Linked DNA regions of Homo sapiens: region 1 is linked to region 2. A link is an interaction called in ENCODE POLR2A ChIA-PET data of the cell type or tissue named here. Cell type or tissue: CD4-positive, alpha-beta T cell. All regions are shown on one strand.

Region 1 (8,000 bases), 160 kb after region 2:
CACAGACGCTATTACAGTGAGTGACCTTAACAGCAGAAGGCAATTGTAAAGATAAGATCTGGGTACTTGTGTTTTTTGATGCAGCTGCCCTTTCCTGAGCTGCTCATGCTTATGCCAAGTGTCTGTGTGAATTTCTGATCCAAGGACATGGACTTATTTGTCTAAGTAAGTGCCATCTCCTTGGTGTGTGCTAAGAAGCATTCCCAGCACCAGCCCCTGGCGCTTTTGTTTGCTTTCTGCCTCTATCATGTATGTGATATGCGTGCATGAGCCATACGTGCAAACAAAGGAGCAGTAGCATTTGTCGTGGCATATGTATTTGTACCAGTTTCTCTGGGCTTCTGGGGTGGTGTAAGATGGCTTCCTGCAGAGATGTCAACCTCTCATGGTTATTGCTTTCTCTGAGTGGGTCACTGGAAACCAATAAACCATTTTGTCATTGTGTGGTTCAAAGAAGTAAGAATTTGGCATGAAAGTCCATGCCAGAAATGGCATTTTGCTTTGCTCACTCAGCCAATCACCACATGGCAGACTTTTTTTGGCAGGACCAATGTGTAGCCTTTTGTGTTGTGAAATAAGGCTGCCAAAAGTTGAGGGGAAGGAGATGAATGAGATGCCCTTAGAACAGTTCTTGCCACACAGTGAGCTCCATCCATGTGAGTGTTAAATTAAAAATAGATAAAAATATCTCATGGATCTCAACTGATCAATGCTGGAAGACTGGGTACATTCCACAAAATTGGACAGTTAAAGGACTCTCAGAAACAAAACTGAGGAGGCTTTGTTCTTTTTTTTCACCTTGAAGGAAAAGCATCCACCTTTGTGTGCATATACACATATGCATACATACCTACGTGTATGGATATGATGAGAGAGAACGTTGAAACATGAACACCAGAGCCATGCTTCACAAACTGGGGTCAAGTTTTTTTTCCTTGCCACTCCACCATGGGAAGATGCATGGCCCTACTGCACATGACCTCACTACACATGCAGGGTGCCGCCTGTGCCTCACCGTGGGAGTTTTGACAGCACCTAGATTGCTCTGTGCCCTGGTCATTTAGATGACTCCACCACCAGCCACATGTCTGGAAGTTACACCAGTGCACACTGTTAAAACACTAAAGCATCGCCCCAGACACCACACTTTCTGTAGTTCTCTCACCACTGCCTACCTGTAATGAGCCCTTCATGAACCAGCCCCCGTCCACAGTCCACACTCTGGGTTGCACCACCCAAGAGTGTAACCTGGCATTCTGGGCCTGACATGGGGACATTTTATGGGATAATGTGCATGATGGGCACGAGTCACTAAAAGATATATCACTAAATGAACATGAAAATGAAAAGTCACCTTTCTTTCCCTCTAAAGGGAAGGAACTAGATTTTGAATTATTTTACCAACACAGATAGTTAGATATTTAATTTATACACTTAAAAGTGATAGAACCAGCCTGCCAGAAGTTCTGGAAGAAAAATCTGCTGTGTGTTTCCTTCCCGGGCCATGCTTGTGTGGTTGAATGACTGTGCAACCTCTCTCTGTGTAACGTAGAGTATTTCTCACGGTGATTAGTATAAACATATTAAGATGAGCCCAGAAGACAGTAAATCCCAAAAACCAGAAGCTCAGTGAAATGAGGATGGCAGTGGCTGAAAATATTATGGTTCTAGCTAATGGTGAATGATAGAAGAACCCTTGAAATTCTTCTCTTTGAAAAACTAAAATAGACTTGCCCTAATCTGTTTGCCCTGCTGCCTTCTGGTGGTGATGAGGGGAGCGTGCTGAGGGAGGGGAGTGGTGATGGTTTCTTTCCACTAATGGTTTCTTTATTTCACCCTTGAATGGCTCTTTCCAAGCCAGAAAGGAATATACAAGTCATTTATCACATAGAAAGAATCCATACGGCAAAATGAGAACATGTTAAGGGGGAAATGACACAATATTTAGACTCCAAAATTATATCTCCAGCAGGGATATTTGCAAAAACAATGAACAGATAAACACACAAATGGATAGATGGATAGCTAATGGGGGAGGGTTCTTGATGTTTACACACTCTAATCCTTCCTGTGAATTGCAGCCGACCCCCTTGTTGTGGGCTGTTCCCCATTCGGTCCTGTGTTTTTGCTCACAAATGCTGGTTTTCAGTTAATTAAAATGTACACTGGGGACCTTCCTCCTCCCCCACCCTTTTGGCTTAAAAATACCATTTTATGGAAAATGACAACAACAACAAACAAAACCATTGTTTTAAGGATTTGATTCTGAAACGTGTTAGCAGTTTATAATGACCTTTCTATATTTTGTCTGTTTTCATTTAACAGTTTCTTCCTGCACTGAGACTTCCTTATTTGAATGACTTCCACATTTTATGAGATTTTATGTGAGCAAGTATTTGGTGTATCATTCTTATGGACTAGGAGGCCACCTTACCTGTAGGAAGATAATGCACAATTGGCTAATAGAGAACAACATTTGATGGCGTACTTTCATTTCAAGGGCATGGTTATGATCAGGAGTTATGTAGTAAATGTTCAGGAGCTATTCTACACATCTAGAGGCTTTCAGAGACAGGTTAATGACAGAGTTTAGTATTCCATAAAATATTCTTTGAATCCTGCCCTTTGATGGCATAATTGATATACTGACCATCAAAGGAAGAATACACCCAGAAATTAACTAGACACAAATAGGCTCTTCCTTTTAGGAACATGATTGTGGGCAGAGCCTTGGGAAAAAAGAATCTGGGGAGGTAAGTGTCCATGTTGTCTTGCTAATAACTATTTTATGACTTCCAAACACATGCCACAGAAGATCAAAGGAAGAGTGTCATGTCCCCAGTGTTCTTCTTTGGAAAGGGATTCAGCTTTGGGAAAACACTGGTGTTTAAAGGAGAGAAGAAGGGCTGTAGGTTTGGGGGATTCTGGCCTCTGGGAGGACGGCTTCCTTTCCCTCTTTAACAAACATGATCGTCTTGCTAGTGAAACCGTCTTAATGTCAAGTTTGGTTTAATGCTTTCCTAGAGAAACATGTCTGCATGCATTTATTCCTTGTGAAGCCATCCAAAAAGATTGAATTCTTTGGCAGTTATAATTTTGTGTGGTTTCTTTAATTGCTCATTTGTTTAAATGGCTTTTAGCTTTACAGTTTCCCTTTAGGAAATGTTACTTTCATTGCTAATTGCTAATTGACATGAGTCATAGAGATTGGAGGTACAGTATGTGGTACTGACTGGGTGGGGAGGCAACAAGGTGGGTGGGAAGGGTTGCTATTGCACAGGCTATGGGAAAACAAATTTGGATCAAAACCAGGCTCCCGGCTAAAGAGGGGTGAATTTCACATGTACAAAGATATCTGCTTTGGAATTAGATTTTCTGAAAAGTTGTTTTGATTCACATCTTAAAATTAAAAGTAAGGGGTGGGGAGATCAAACAAAACTCAGAGCCAGTCAAACTACTCAACATACTGAATACAAAAGCCTAGTGCAAGTTATCCTGTGCCCAGTCACACTTTTAGAGGTGGTTCCTGGCTGGTTGTGAAGTTCTTCTTCAGGGCTCTGGCTGATTTCTGAGCTCTTTCTCTCCCCATCCCCACTCTTGACAGGTTTAAGGGAAACCACAGGCTCCGAGAGTGATGGGGGTGACTCAAGCAGCACCAAGTCTGAAGGTGCCAACGGGACAGTGGCAACTGCAGCAATCCAGCCCAAGAAAGTTAAGGGAGTGGGCTTTGGAGACATTTTCAAAGACAAGCCAATCAAACTAAGACCAAGGTCAATTGAAGTAGAAAATGACTTTCTGCCGGTAGAAAAGGTATGTTCGACAGTTTCTATTTGATTTCAACTTAATGTGGAATATCCAAAAGTACGTTGTGGGGTTTGGTGCTGGAGGCTTCCAATTCCTCTTTTAGGGTTTCCATGTCCTCATGTACTAGTTGTTTGTCCTGTCTTCTTTTTTAGCTCTCCCTCTGTGTGGGAACGACTTCCCTCAAAAGGCTCATGCTCTAGTTTGCTGCTTTCTTTCTTGCTGATCTCTCTAGGGAATGCTTCTCAGGATGACTTTGGAAATGGACCAGTACTTCTCTATCTGCTTCCCAGAAAAACCCCTCATTCCTGGACCCGCCTAAGTGCATGACCCTGACACTTTTCAGACACTGGCCAATCTCTCTCCGCTCCTTGTACATTTCTCTAGTGCTTTGTGCTTGGGTGTGCTGACTGTGGTTCTGCACTAGAGTGAAGGAATTGTGCACCTTTTCTCTAAGAGTTAGTTGGAGATAATTTCAGACTGTTGAAAGGAAGTCTCCCGCAGGTGTGAATGATGGAGATGGCCTGTGCTGTGACTCCCTGGGTTGTTCCCTTCAGGAAGCTGGCTGTTTCCTTCTGCCTCTGGTTCTGGGCTAGTGAGAGGCAGGCAGCATGTTGCTGCTGAGTACGCGGTTACCACAGCAACACACCCAGAGCCCTCGCGCTTGTGGCTGCCGATGACGTCTACTGTGGTATACTTCTGAGCATTGTAGCCTTGCTTAGGAGTTGATAAATACTGTGGAATTTTCCAAATTATAATAAGCTACTCTCGTGCTGTGCTTAAGGCATGTTTGTTAATTCGATTTAGTGCTGAAATTTTTGCTTTGACATTTGTGCCAGCAGATTTGGGGGACGGGGTATTGGCAACCTCTCTAATTCAGGTTTATGGGTGGCTTTTAAGTGTTGTTGTTTTTTTTTCTTTCTTTTTTTTTTTTTTTGGTGGGATAACATTTTAAAGGTTGCATCATCTTCTGCAGCTGTAGGACATCCACCCCTCCACCCGCCCTCAGCAACCTTGCCCAGTGTCATCATGCATTAGAAGCAGAATCTGAAAAGGAAACTTTTCGAACACTGAATCCCTCTAGAGATGAGTCAGGCAGAAAGGGCAGATACCTAGAAATTAAAAACCGTTTCATTTAAACTTTTTTTTTCAATGTTGAAGTTTCTTTGAGTCAGCATTGTTCCTTTCAGCAATCAATATATGATATTTTTCAAGATCTGAAAACTAGTGTCCCAGCTCTTGAGCTCACTTCTGTTGCATATGGTCACATTCAGATTCCTGTGAACATTTACAAAAGAGCAAGTCCCCATCTTGGAAAGGAACACTGGATGCAGTTTTTCTTCTTTTATTCAAGTGGTTGAAGTGAAAACGACCATTGACTCAGTCAGCAAACAGTTCATTCCTTTTGTTTGTTTTATGATTCCTGGCCTTTATCTTCTTTGTGTAGGAGGACTGTGTGTGTGTGTGTGTGTGTGTGTGTGTGTGTGTGTGTGTGTGTATGACTCTTATTATTGCTATTAATATTAGTTTTAGCTGCCAATAATAAATTGAGTTACTGTTGATAGCAATGTCAATGTCAAATATAATACTTGAAAGTTTTTATCTCAGCACATTTCTTTCCTGAACCTCAGAGCTGTATGTCCAACTGCCTGCTTACTTCAGTATCTCCACTTGAAGATCTTAAATTCATATCCGTTTGCCTAAACCTGAACTCATCGTCCTCCTCCAACTGCTCTACCCACAGCTTTCCCCATCTCAGTTGAAGGCAGCGCCATCTCCCACTCCTATCGCTCAGGACAGAAACCCTCAGGTTGTCCCTGGCTCTTTCTCTCAGCTCTGCCTCCTAAATATGTCCATCATCCACCTAGGTCTCATCACTTCCACTGCTCCTTAATAGGGATTTCTGCCTCTCCCCATCCCCCTGGAGTTTAGTCTTAAGAGCGAAGCCAGGGAGAACCTTTGAAAACCCAAGTCACATCATGCTACTCATCTGCTCACACCCCTACCAAGGCTTTCCTGAGAAAAAAAGTGAGACCCGACCCTCGTTACTGCTGGGACTTCCTCCCCCACTGCTCTCCCTTCACTTTCTTCGTTCTGGGTCCTTGCTCTTCCTCAGACATGCCATGCACACTCCTACAGGGGGCATTTGCTGCAATGGTCTCCTCAGCCTGGGCCACTCTGCATCTACCTGCCCACTTGGCTGCCTCCCTTTCCTCCCTGCTATCTTAGCAGAAACCTCACCCCATCCCCCTTCCTGGTACTAAATATTTTGTTCTCTGTGGCACATACCATCTTCTAACAGATTTATTTTTGTTATATATGTCACTTATTTTGTTTGCTAATCTATTCTATGTGCTTAGAACAGTGCATGGCACATTGTAGGTGCTCAATAAATATTGTTGAATGAATAATATTAAAATATAAATGCTGCACTTTAGAGATTACAGACATCTCTAGAATGAGAGTATTGGGTGAGATAATATAGCACTTGTGTAGTTGAAAATATATCAATTGTATAGTTCACTGCACCTCTGTGAAGCAGATAGTTCATTTATTGCATTGATATTGGTGCCATGAAGTGTTAACTTCATCAGACACATATATGTGTGTGCGCAAGTGCGTTGAACATCCCTAATCCAAAATCCAAAATGCTACAAAATCGAAACTTATTGGGCACCAATATGATTCTCAAAGTAAATGTTCATCGGAGCATTTTGGATTTCGGATTTTTGGATTAGGGATGCTCAACCTGGATGCATTCTGCTGATACTCCACAATGCAAAAAGAAAAAAAAAAATCTGAAATCCAAAACACTTCTGGTCCCAAGCATTTCAGATAGGGATATTTGACATTTGTGTGTGTGTACGCATTCGTGTATGCATCTTGATTCCTGATTTGTCTGCAGAATGAAACCATGTGCTGGAAGCTCCCTAAACCCATTTCTCATGTGGAGCCTCTGGGGAAAACATAAACTTCCTAGCCTGCTTTCTGGGTGTGGACAATTTTTACAACATCTAAGAGGATTTGAAACTATCTCCACCCCATGTTGTTGGCGCCATGGATAGTTGCATAGATTTATGGATCTATCATGTTATTGTACAACCTGGCACAAAAGCCGATAAGTGTGATTCTGTTTTATTAGCATACAACCTGGTTTTCATCACTTTTGAGATGGTTATGTGTCTAAGATTTATGTCTAAGGAAGAAAGCTTCCTTTGAGAATTGAGCTCACTGTTTTCATTTTTAGAAGTGTAAATTGGATCTTGCGTGATAGCATTCAGTAGGTGAGGCTCAAGTAGGTCTGCTCAGGCTGCGACAGTTGGCCTTCTGAAATGTCTGGCTTGATAACTTGGATGAGGGAAAAAGGGAATCTGACCATTATTAACAGCTGTGAGCATCATATTATACTTTTCGTTCAGGTTTGTGAAGTTTTTTTTTTTTTTTTTTTTTTGAAACAAGAGTCTTGCTCTGTTGCCTAGGCTGGAGTGCAGTGGCACAATCTTGGCTCACAGCAACCTCTGCCTCCCAGGTTCAAGTGATTCTCATGCCTCAGTCTCCTAAGTAGCTGGGATTACAGGTGCACACCACCACACCCAGCTTAATTTTTTTTTGTATTTTTAGTAGAGACGGGGTTTCACCACGTTGACCAGGCTGGTCTTGAACTCCTGACCTCAAGTGATCCGCCCACCTTGGCCTCCCAAAGTGCTGGGATTACAGGTTTGAGCCACCATACCTGGCCAAGTTTGTGAAATATTAAGATCCACTTGTCTGAGTCAGTAGATAATCTTGTGCTTATCTTATATTTTAATCTATATTACCCTACCCAGAGTTAATGATTAGATTATACACCAGGAGAGATATTGTATAACATCCCTCCACCAACTGTGAATAGATAAATAGTTCATGTAGGTATTCTTGTTTCTCTTATCAGGCTATAAGGAAGGATTCCGTTTATGAATCTTTTAAATACCACCAAGTGGATATGTCTCCGAATGATTTGCTGAATGTACCATTTAACTGAAATATTTACAGCTGAGTTGATTTAATGTCTGGGACTTGCTTCCTATAGTCCAGAAGATGAAAGAGTGGGGCATAGAGGAGACATTGATCATGAGTTGGTATTTGTTGAAACTGGATGGTGTATACATGGGGGTTCATCACACTCTATTTTTGTGTATGTTGGAAATTTCCCTTGATAA
Region 2 (8,000 bases):
GTAGCTTATATATCCCAGCACTTTGGGAGGTCGAGGCGGGCAGATCACTTGAGTTCAGGAGTTCGGGACCAGCCTGGCCAACATGGTAAAACCCCGTCTCTACTAAAAATACAAAAATTAGCCAGGCATGGTGGCGCGTGCCTGTAATCCTAGCTATGCAGTAGGCTGAGACATGAGAATCACTTGAACCCAGGGGCAGAGGTTGCAGTGAGCTGAGATCGCACCTCTGCACTCCAGCCTGGGAGACAGAGCAAGACTCTGTCTCTAAAAGAAAAAAAAATTATAGATGCCCAGTACCCTTTATAACAAATTCAAATATTGAAACATACATATGTATACAATACACACATTTAATATTTTGTTGCCTTTAAAACCCCCATCTTCCTTTCCAGGTGCATTGCTATGCCCAGCATGGTCAGCTGAATCATTTGTGAAATAGTGATTACACCAGCTAGAGTTACGCCAGCATAAAGATTTGCATGTTTTCAGTTCAGTGTAGGACATTATTCTTCTACTTGCACATGTAGAGCATTTTAACAATCCGGAAGTGTTTCAGCATATATTTTGTAAAGATAAGGACTCTTTTCAAAACCATAATCACAATCATTTTTACACATACAGCAACTAACAGTGTTTCCTTATCATCAGACATTTAAGTTCAAATATCCAATTTTTACATGTAGTTTAAATATTTTAAAAGGTGTTTGTTTGAATCACGATTTGGAAGGTCTGTACTTTCTAACTGGTTGGTTGTCTCTGAGTCTGTTTTTTTTTTTTTTTTTTTCACTCTGCTACCCAGGCTGGAGTGCAGTGGCAGTCTCAGCTCACTGCAACTGCTGCAACTTCCACTTTCTGGGTTCAAGTGACTCTCCTGCCTCAGCCGCCTAAGTAGCTGGGATTACAGGCACGTGCCACCACGCCTAGCTAATTTTTGTATTTTTTGCGGAGACGGGGTTTTACCATGTTGGCCAGGCTGGTCTTGAACTCCTGACCTCAAGTGATCCGTCCACCTCAGCCTCCCGAAGTGCTGGGATTACAGGTGTGAGCTACCGCACCTGGCCTCTGAGTCTGTTGTAATCTAGGTTCTGCCATCTCTTTTTCCTTGCTTTTGTTGTTGTTGAAGAAACTAAGTCATTTGCCTACAGTCCTACAGCCTGGATTTTGCAGATTGCCTCCTTAGAGTGCCATTTAACATATTTTCGGACGTTCTGTATCCCCTGTAAACTGGTGGTAAATCCAGAGGCTTGATCTGATTCAGGTTCCGTTTGTTGGCAAGAATATTTTGCCAGCGGTGACACACACTTCCATCATGAGGCTCCAGATGCCTGGTTGTCTCTCTTTTTGTAATGTCCACAGCTGGCCAGGCACGGTGGCTCATGCCTGTAATCCCACCAGTTTGGGACACTGATGCCAGAGGATCATTTGAGCCCAAGAGTTCGAGACCAGCCTGAGCAACATAGTGAGACTCTCATCTCTGAACAAAAACTTTAAAAAATAAGCCATGAAATTTAAAAGAAATTAAAAAAAAAAGCTGGATACAGTGGCTCGCACCTGTAATCCCATCTATTTGAGAGGATGAGGCAGGAGGATCATTTGAGCCCAGGAGTTCCAGGCTCTAGTGAGCCATGACAATGGCACTGCACTCCAGCCCAGGTGACAGAGTGAGACCCTGTCTCAATCAATCAATCAATCAATCAATATCCACAGCTGCTAGTGACCATTGCTCAGGTTCTTGATTGCATTAGAGGTTGCAAAACGTTGATTGTCCAATTCTCTCATTCCTTCTTCATTTTATTAGCCAGAATATTCCTATACAGAGAAATTTCTCATCAACCATTTGGTTATCTTGAATTCATATAGGAAAGGCAGGACAAATGTTTGATTCTTTTTTTAAATTTACCAGTTTCAAAACAATGAGTTGGCTCCCTAGCATCTTCCAAAGGTGGCCAATGATGTTTTAAAAGTATCACTGTGAAAGATATATCACATAACATATGAGACATCAAATTAATTTGATGTCTTTCAATCCAGTTATTGTTACTAATGCAGTTATTATTTCAGTGCACTTTCAATGCTGTTTCAAGGCAGTTATTGTTAATCATGCTCATGTTGCCCCATTTGTGGCCAGTGGGAGCCTCTTCAGGTTCACTTCTGAGTTGTTTTGACATGACCCTAGTAGTGTTTGCTGGCCTCCTTGCTTTCTTGGTGTGACAAGATGGCCCAGGCTTATCACCTTTCCTGCCCCAGAAATGAAATCAGCCATTTATCTAAGGGTAGCTGGCTTTCTTTTTGTGAAAAACGGTATTTGGAGACTGAATGTGATTATTTCAGAAAAAAATGTATACATTGCTCTTCATAGATCATTATTCTTAGGAGTCTTTTGGTGTGAGGCTGTTGATCTTTTTAATTTTATTTACTTATTTTCACTAACTCATATTTCAATTTTGGGAAAGGTTTCAAAAATTTTAAACCCAATCCAGTTTATTTAGGTTTTATTCTCTTTTTCGAACTTTAAGCTATAACCTTCAAAGGAAAGCAAATGTTGGGTTTTAACTTCACTTCTTTTTTGTGTTACTCTATATAGACACATACTTACTCAGTGGCTTCCTGATGCTGCAATAAAGTATTTACAATGTAGTTGATTAAGAAAACATTTGTGAAGTAGATACTTGACTAGCAACTTTTTAGTTCAAATTATTGTTCAATATTAAAAAGTACCAACTCAAATGACTTACAAACGTTGGTAGTTACTGTCTTGATAGACTCCCAATTACTATGTGACATCATTGGTGAAACTTAGGATGAAACCGTGAAATGCACCCTCCCTAATAACCTGCACATTATGGTGTTGCAGATATGCTAGATGGTATCTCCAGATTAGATGTCTGGGAGCCTAAAGTAGTTATACTTATGACAGTTTGAAATTCTAGACTGCTTTGAAGAGCTGTTATTTTGCTGTTATCTTCTGCTTTTATCCCTGTACATTTGTCTCAGATCTCATCTCAGATTCTCAGCTTCTTGTCAAAATCATCCTTGCAAGTTTCTTGCCCCTCGACAACAAGCATTTCTTGAGTGCCTGACGGGGCCAAGCACTCAGCCAAGCACTTGAGGGAGGAAGATGCATTGGGCAATATGACTTTTCTTTCAGGAGGCCCATCAGCTTCTGTTTTACATGTCCCTTTTGCCTTCTAGGGGCTCGCGGTAGCAGGATTACTACACCTGGGAGTATAAATGAAGCCTGAGATGGGACATTAAATCTGCCGGGGAGAAAGCAGTGAGGATTCACTGTGGTTTCCTCTCACGTTACCTCACTGTCTGCTATCTCTCTTATGAGAAAGTATGTTTCTTAACAGAAGGCCATGCAGTGAGTGACTCAGCCCTTGCCCACCCCCAACCATGCTGACCAACCACATTTTTCTGTGGAATCGTTCTTCCCTCCTTTTGACTTGGTCCCTGCCTCTTACAGCTGATTCAGCTTAGCCACACTGAAATCAACAGGAAGGCTTTTGCTTTTCTTCTTTCATACAACATGTCCAAATATAAAGCCAACCTGCCCCCTTACTATCCTATCCTCAAGACAAGCAAGAGTTGCTTTCCATGATAGTCCTTACAAAGTATCCTGTACCATAAAGGCTCTATGAATTTATTTTGAATAAAATAGTTGGAGCAAATCCTTCAGATACCTTATCCATAATAAAATTGTTTCATGAAATGAGAGGGTGTTGGGGGGTGGGGAGCGATGTTTTCTAATTATTTTATTTCACATAATCTGTAATTACATTAATACATAGTATAAGCAGACACTTGACTGTTTCTTCTTCTGTTTTGAGGTTTACATATTCAGGTTAGCCCACAACCTTTTGGATCTTCTCACTGAGAAAAACAGGGGATCTCTTTCTAATCAGGCACTTGTCTTTGGGTCTTTTTTGAATCTGAGAACTAGGCTATCATTATAAAGTCAGGAAAATCTCTACTCATCCTCAAGCCATTTTATTATGTAACACTGTCAAATATTTATATAAAGCAGCATACTTTCTTCTCCATGCACAAAAAAAGGTTATGTCTTTAAGTGGCTAAACTTTTTTGACTAAACAGACTTTTTATTAAATTGGTTTTCTGGCCAGATGTGGTGGCTCATGCCCGTAATCCCAGCACTTTGGGAAGCTGAGGCTGGCCAATCACTTGAGGTTAGGAGTTTGAGACCAGCCTGGCCAACATGATGAAACCCCATCTCTACTTAAAAAAAAATTTAGCTGGGTGTGGTGGTGCATGCCTGTACTCTGGAGGCCAAGGCAGGAGAATTGTTTGAACCCAGGAGGTGGAGGTTGCAGGGAGCCTAGATCGTGCCACTGCACTCCAGCCTGGGCGACAGAGCAAGACACTGACTCAAAACAAGAAAAGAATATTGCTTCATAAACAGTTGTGCCTAGTAGCTCAGGAGACTACAATTAAGTCCATTTAAAAAATGTGTTTTTCTGAGATTCCATGTAACACTACCTGAAAAAAAGTAGAATGATGGGAATTAATTGGAGGCTCTAAAAACTAAATAAGAATATCGGGCCAGGCATGGTGACTCACCCCTGTAATTCCAGCACTTTAGGAGGCTGAAGTGGGTGGATTACTTGATGCCAGGAGTTCTAGACCAGCCTGGCCAACATGGCGAAACCCCGTTCTACTAAAAATACAAAAATTAGCTGGGCATGGTGGCACATGCCTGTAATCCCAGCTACTCAGGAGGCCAAGGTAGGAGAATCACTTGAACTTGGGAGGCGGAGGTTGCAGTGAGCTGAGATGGCACCGCTGCACTCCAGCCTGGGCAACAGAGCAAGACTCCATCTCAAGAAAAAAAAAATGGTTTTCTAAGATTCCACTGATTTTTCCCCTCCGTGATTGTTGTATAGAACCATTCTCTACACAGGCTTATCCAGCTTTAACCTGTTGTCTTTATTTTTTACTAGGTTTTGTTGTTGTTGTCTGCCTGTTTGTTTTTGAGATGGAGTCTTGCTGTGTCGCCCAGGCTGGAGTGCAGTGGCATGATCTCGGCTCACTGCAAGCTCTGCCTCCTGGGTTCACGCCATTCTCCTGCCTCAGCCTCCCGAGTAGCGGGGACTACAGGTGCCCACCACCACGCCCGGCTATTTTTTTGTATTTTTAGTAGAGACAGGGATTCACCGTGTTAGCCAGGATGGTCTCAATCTCCTGACCTCGTGATCTGCCCACCTCGGCCTCCCAAGGTGCTGGGATTACAGGCTTGAGCCACCGTGCCCGGCCTGTTTTTTAACCTGCAAAGTCACCTGCCCACTTTCTCCATTCTTTCTTTTTCACTTAAAAAGCCTTCTTCTGGTCAAGTTATTTTTATCCAGTCTATCTAATGGATATTCTATTTTTTGAGACGGAGTCTCACTCTGTTGCCCAGGCTGGAGTGCAGTGGTGCCGTCTTGGCTCACTGCAACCTCTGCCTCCCGGGTTGAAGCAATTCTCTGCCTTAGCCTCCCGAGTAGCTGGGATTACAGGCTCCCGCCACCACGCCCGGCTAATTTTTTTGTATTTTTAGTAGAGACGGCGTTTCACCATCTTGGCCAGGCTGGTCTTGAACTGCTGACCTTGTGATCTGCCCATCTTGGCCTCCCAAAGTGCTGGGATTACAGGCATGAGCCACTGCGCCCGGCCTCTAATGCATATTCTTAAAAGAGCTGTGTGTTAGGTTTGCAGGGGTTAATTTCAGGAAGCGTTTGATAACCCTTTGTTTTTGCTCCTTGAGGTTTTGTTCCAGGGACAGCCCCTGGTGAGGCAGAGGCTTCAGAAGGCAAGTGGTAGGGGACTCAAGGCCCACAGGTCTTGTGAATGCTTTCCCATCCAGGCCCTGCATTTCATTCTGATCTTTGATTGAATGCCCCTCTGCTATATAGGCATTGGTTGTGGTGAAGGTAAGAGTGAAATCAAGACTGATCACAGTAACTTGAGAGGCCTGGACTAGTGGCGTATACTTGTTTTGTGGCCAACTGGTCATGTTGATCATCAGCTTTCTCTAGCCTTCAAGTTAAATAACAAGGCTCACATTTGTAACTGCATTTCTTTGAGTTGAATGGTAAGGTATAGTTCGAGGTCAGTACTTTGTAAGGACACTCCTGGTGTCGTATGGTGCACTCAGTCACCAACATTTATTGAGCACCTACTTTGTGCCAGACACCAGACGAGGAGGAGAGGGTGCTCAGATCTGCCCTTTAAGAGCTCCCATTCCAGGGTGTGTGTAGGGAGGGCATGTCGGGGAAGCCCTCACAGCATAGCATGATAATGACCTGCAAGACTAGCATCTGGCATTAATGGAGCAGCTTCTGTATACAGTTTACAGATATCACGTCTCACCCTTGCCACAGATCACCTTCTGATTTTAAACACAAAGAAAGTGGGCTCGAGCTAGGAATCTCACCCCATGTCACACAGCCAGTGAATGTCTAAGCTGGAATTTGCTCCCAGGCCTGCTGGGCTTTCTCCTACACCTCATGCTTAGAGGTGACAAGAGAGGAGAGATGGGCTGGGAGGCTCAGGTTCCTTGGGCCTTCGTGGAAAGCAGCAAGTGACAAGAGTATCCTTAATGGTGTCTGAGGCAGGCAATGGTGGGCCTTTCTTTCCTCTCACACAGCCGGGTTTGTTTTTTCTCTTCTTTCTTGATTCATCTCTTTTCTGCTTTCCCTGCTGCTCCCCAATTCTTTGAGCTGCTACTGGGCCTGCTACAGACATTGTTGAATCCTGCCAGAGGCCATCCAGCCACAGGTGTGCTGCCTCCTGCCCAGGGAGAGAGTTCAGGCCCAGGGACTGTCTGTCACTGGGGTCCGTGTTCTGAGCCTGTCTTTGTTGGGGAAGCTGATGTTCAGTTTTTAAGATGCAGGTCTTGGGAATTACCTGCTTGTTGGGTTGATGTCCCTTAGTGGTGTGTTTGTGAAGACACCAAAAGGAAAACGTGGCTGGTATGTAGGTCAGCTTTATTGTACGCGGAGATCCCCACAGTATCTGTGGCCTTGACCTGGGAAATTCAGACCCCCAAACCCTTCAGCCCTGACACTAATGGGAGGGCACTGGATGGTAAGAACTTGGCCTTGTGCAGACTTGCATAGAGAAGAGTCTGTGTGTATGTAAAGTTGATGTATGGCCAGGCATGGTGGCTCACGCTTGCAATCCCAGCACTTTGGGAGGCCGAGGTGGGTAGATCACCTGAGGTCAGGAGTTCGAGACCAGCCTGACCAACATGGTGAAACCCCTTCTCTACTAAAAAATACAAAAATTAGCTGGGCGTTGTGGCAGGTGCCTGTAATCCCAGCTACTCGGGAGGCTGAGGCAAGAGAATTGCTTGAACCTGGGAGGTGGAGGTTGCAGTGAGCCGAGATCACGCCATTGCACTCCAGCCCAGGGGACAAGAGCAAGACTCCGTCTCAAAAAAAAAAAAAAAAAAAAAAAAAAAGTTGATGCACGAGTATCTGTTACGGTTCTCTGGTTTTAAGTAAAAGAAACCAACTCTTCCTTAACTAAGGTAGCAAAAAGGATTTATCAGAAGGCATTGGGGTAGTTTATAGGGTGGAAGGAGAAGCTAGAGGATCAGGTCTGAGAAAGATGGCAACTGGGCAGCTTCAGGGATCTCACTTCTGAGAGCCCTGGTGGGGGAATCTGCTCCAGCCGTCTCCAGTGTTTGTCACATTGCTTTGATCACAGTTGGGTCCTATGTCATACATTGGCTGGCAGAGGGCAGGGCATGTTGATGGACAGTCCCATCAAACTATCTCATGGTGGAGGGGAAGTTCCCCCAAACAGTTCCCCTCCCTGCATGGGGAGTGTTCTCCTGCTAGGGCACAAACACAGTCTACCACCTCAATGACCGACAATCTACAATAATAAATTCTTAAATATATATTGTTTAGACTTTTAATTTTAATATTATTATTTTTTTGAGATGGATTCTTGCTCTGTCACCCAGGCTGGAGTGCAGTGGCATGATCTCAGCTCAC

What was found. ChIA-PET counts read pairs that join two places held together with the same protein. Peaks named below come from ENCODE experiments on the same cell type or tissue, not always from the same donor. Only the 100,000 strongest peaks of a DNase experiment are listed, where the experiment ranks them.
Region 1: POLR2A ChIA-PET joins it to region 2 with 12 read pairs; 5 of 35 experiments call an interaction of 5 or more read pairs at or near these places.

What each region holds. Positions count from the first base shown.
Region 1 is chrX:19,679,633-19,687,632 of GRCh38, reverse strand. SH3KBP1 (SH3 domain containing kinase binding protein 1) reads left to right here. Exons shown (of 18, transcript NM_031892.3): 6 at 3,605-3,810. Among named protein-coding and RNA genes, the nearest start is that of MAP3K15, 170 kb to the right of the region's middle. In CD4-positive, alpha-beta T cell, no CTCF peak of the experiment used is centred here; DNase peaks (open chromatin) are centred at 3,612, 4,452 and 4,802; H3K27ac peaks cover 4,500 bases.
Region 2 is chrX:19,842,468-19,850,467 of GRCh38, reverse strand. All of the region lies in intron 1 of SH3KBP1 (SH3 domain containing kinase binding protein 1), which reads left to right. Among named protein-coding and RNA genes, the nearest start is that of SH3KBP1, 41 kb to the left of the region's middle. In CD4-positive, alpha-beta T cell, no CTCF peak of the experiment used is centred here; a DNase peak (open chromatin) is centred at 3,337; H3K27ac peaks cover 680 bases.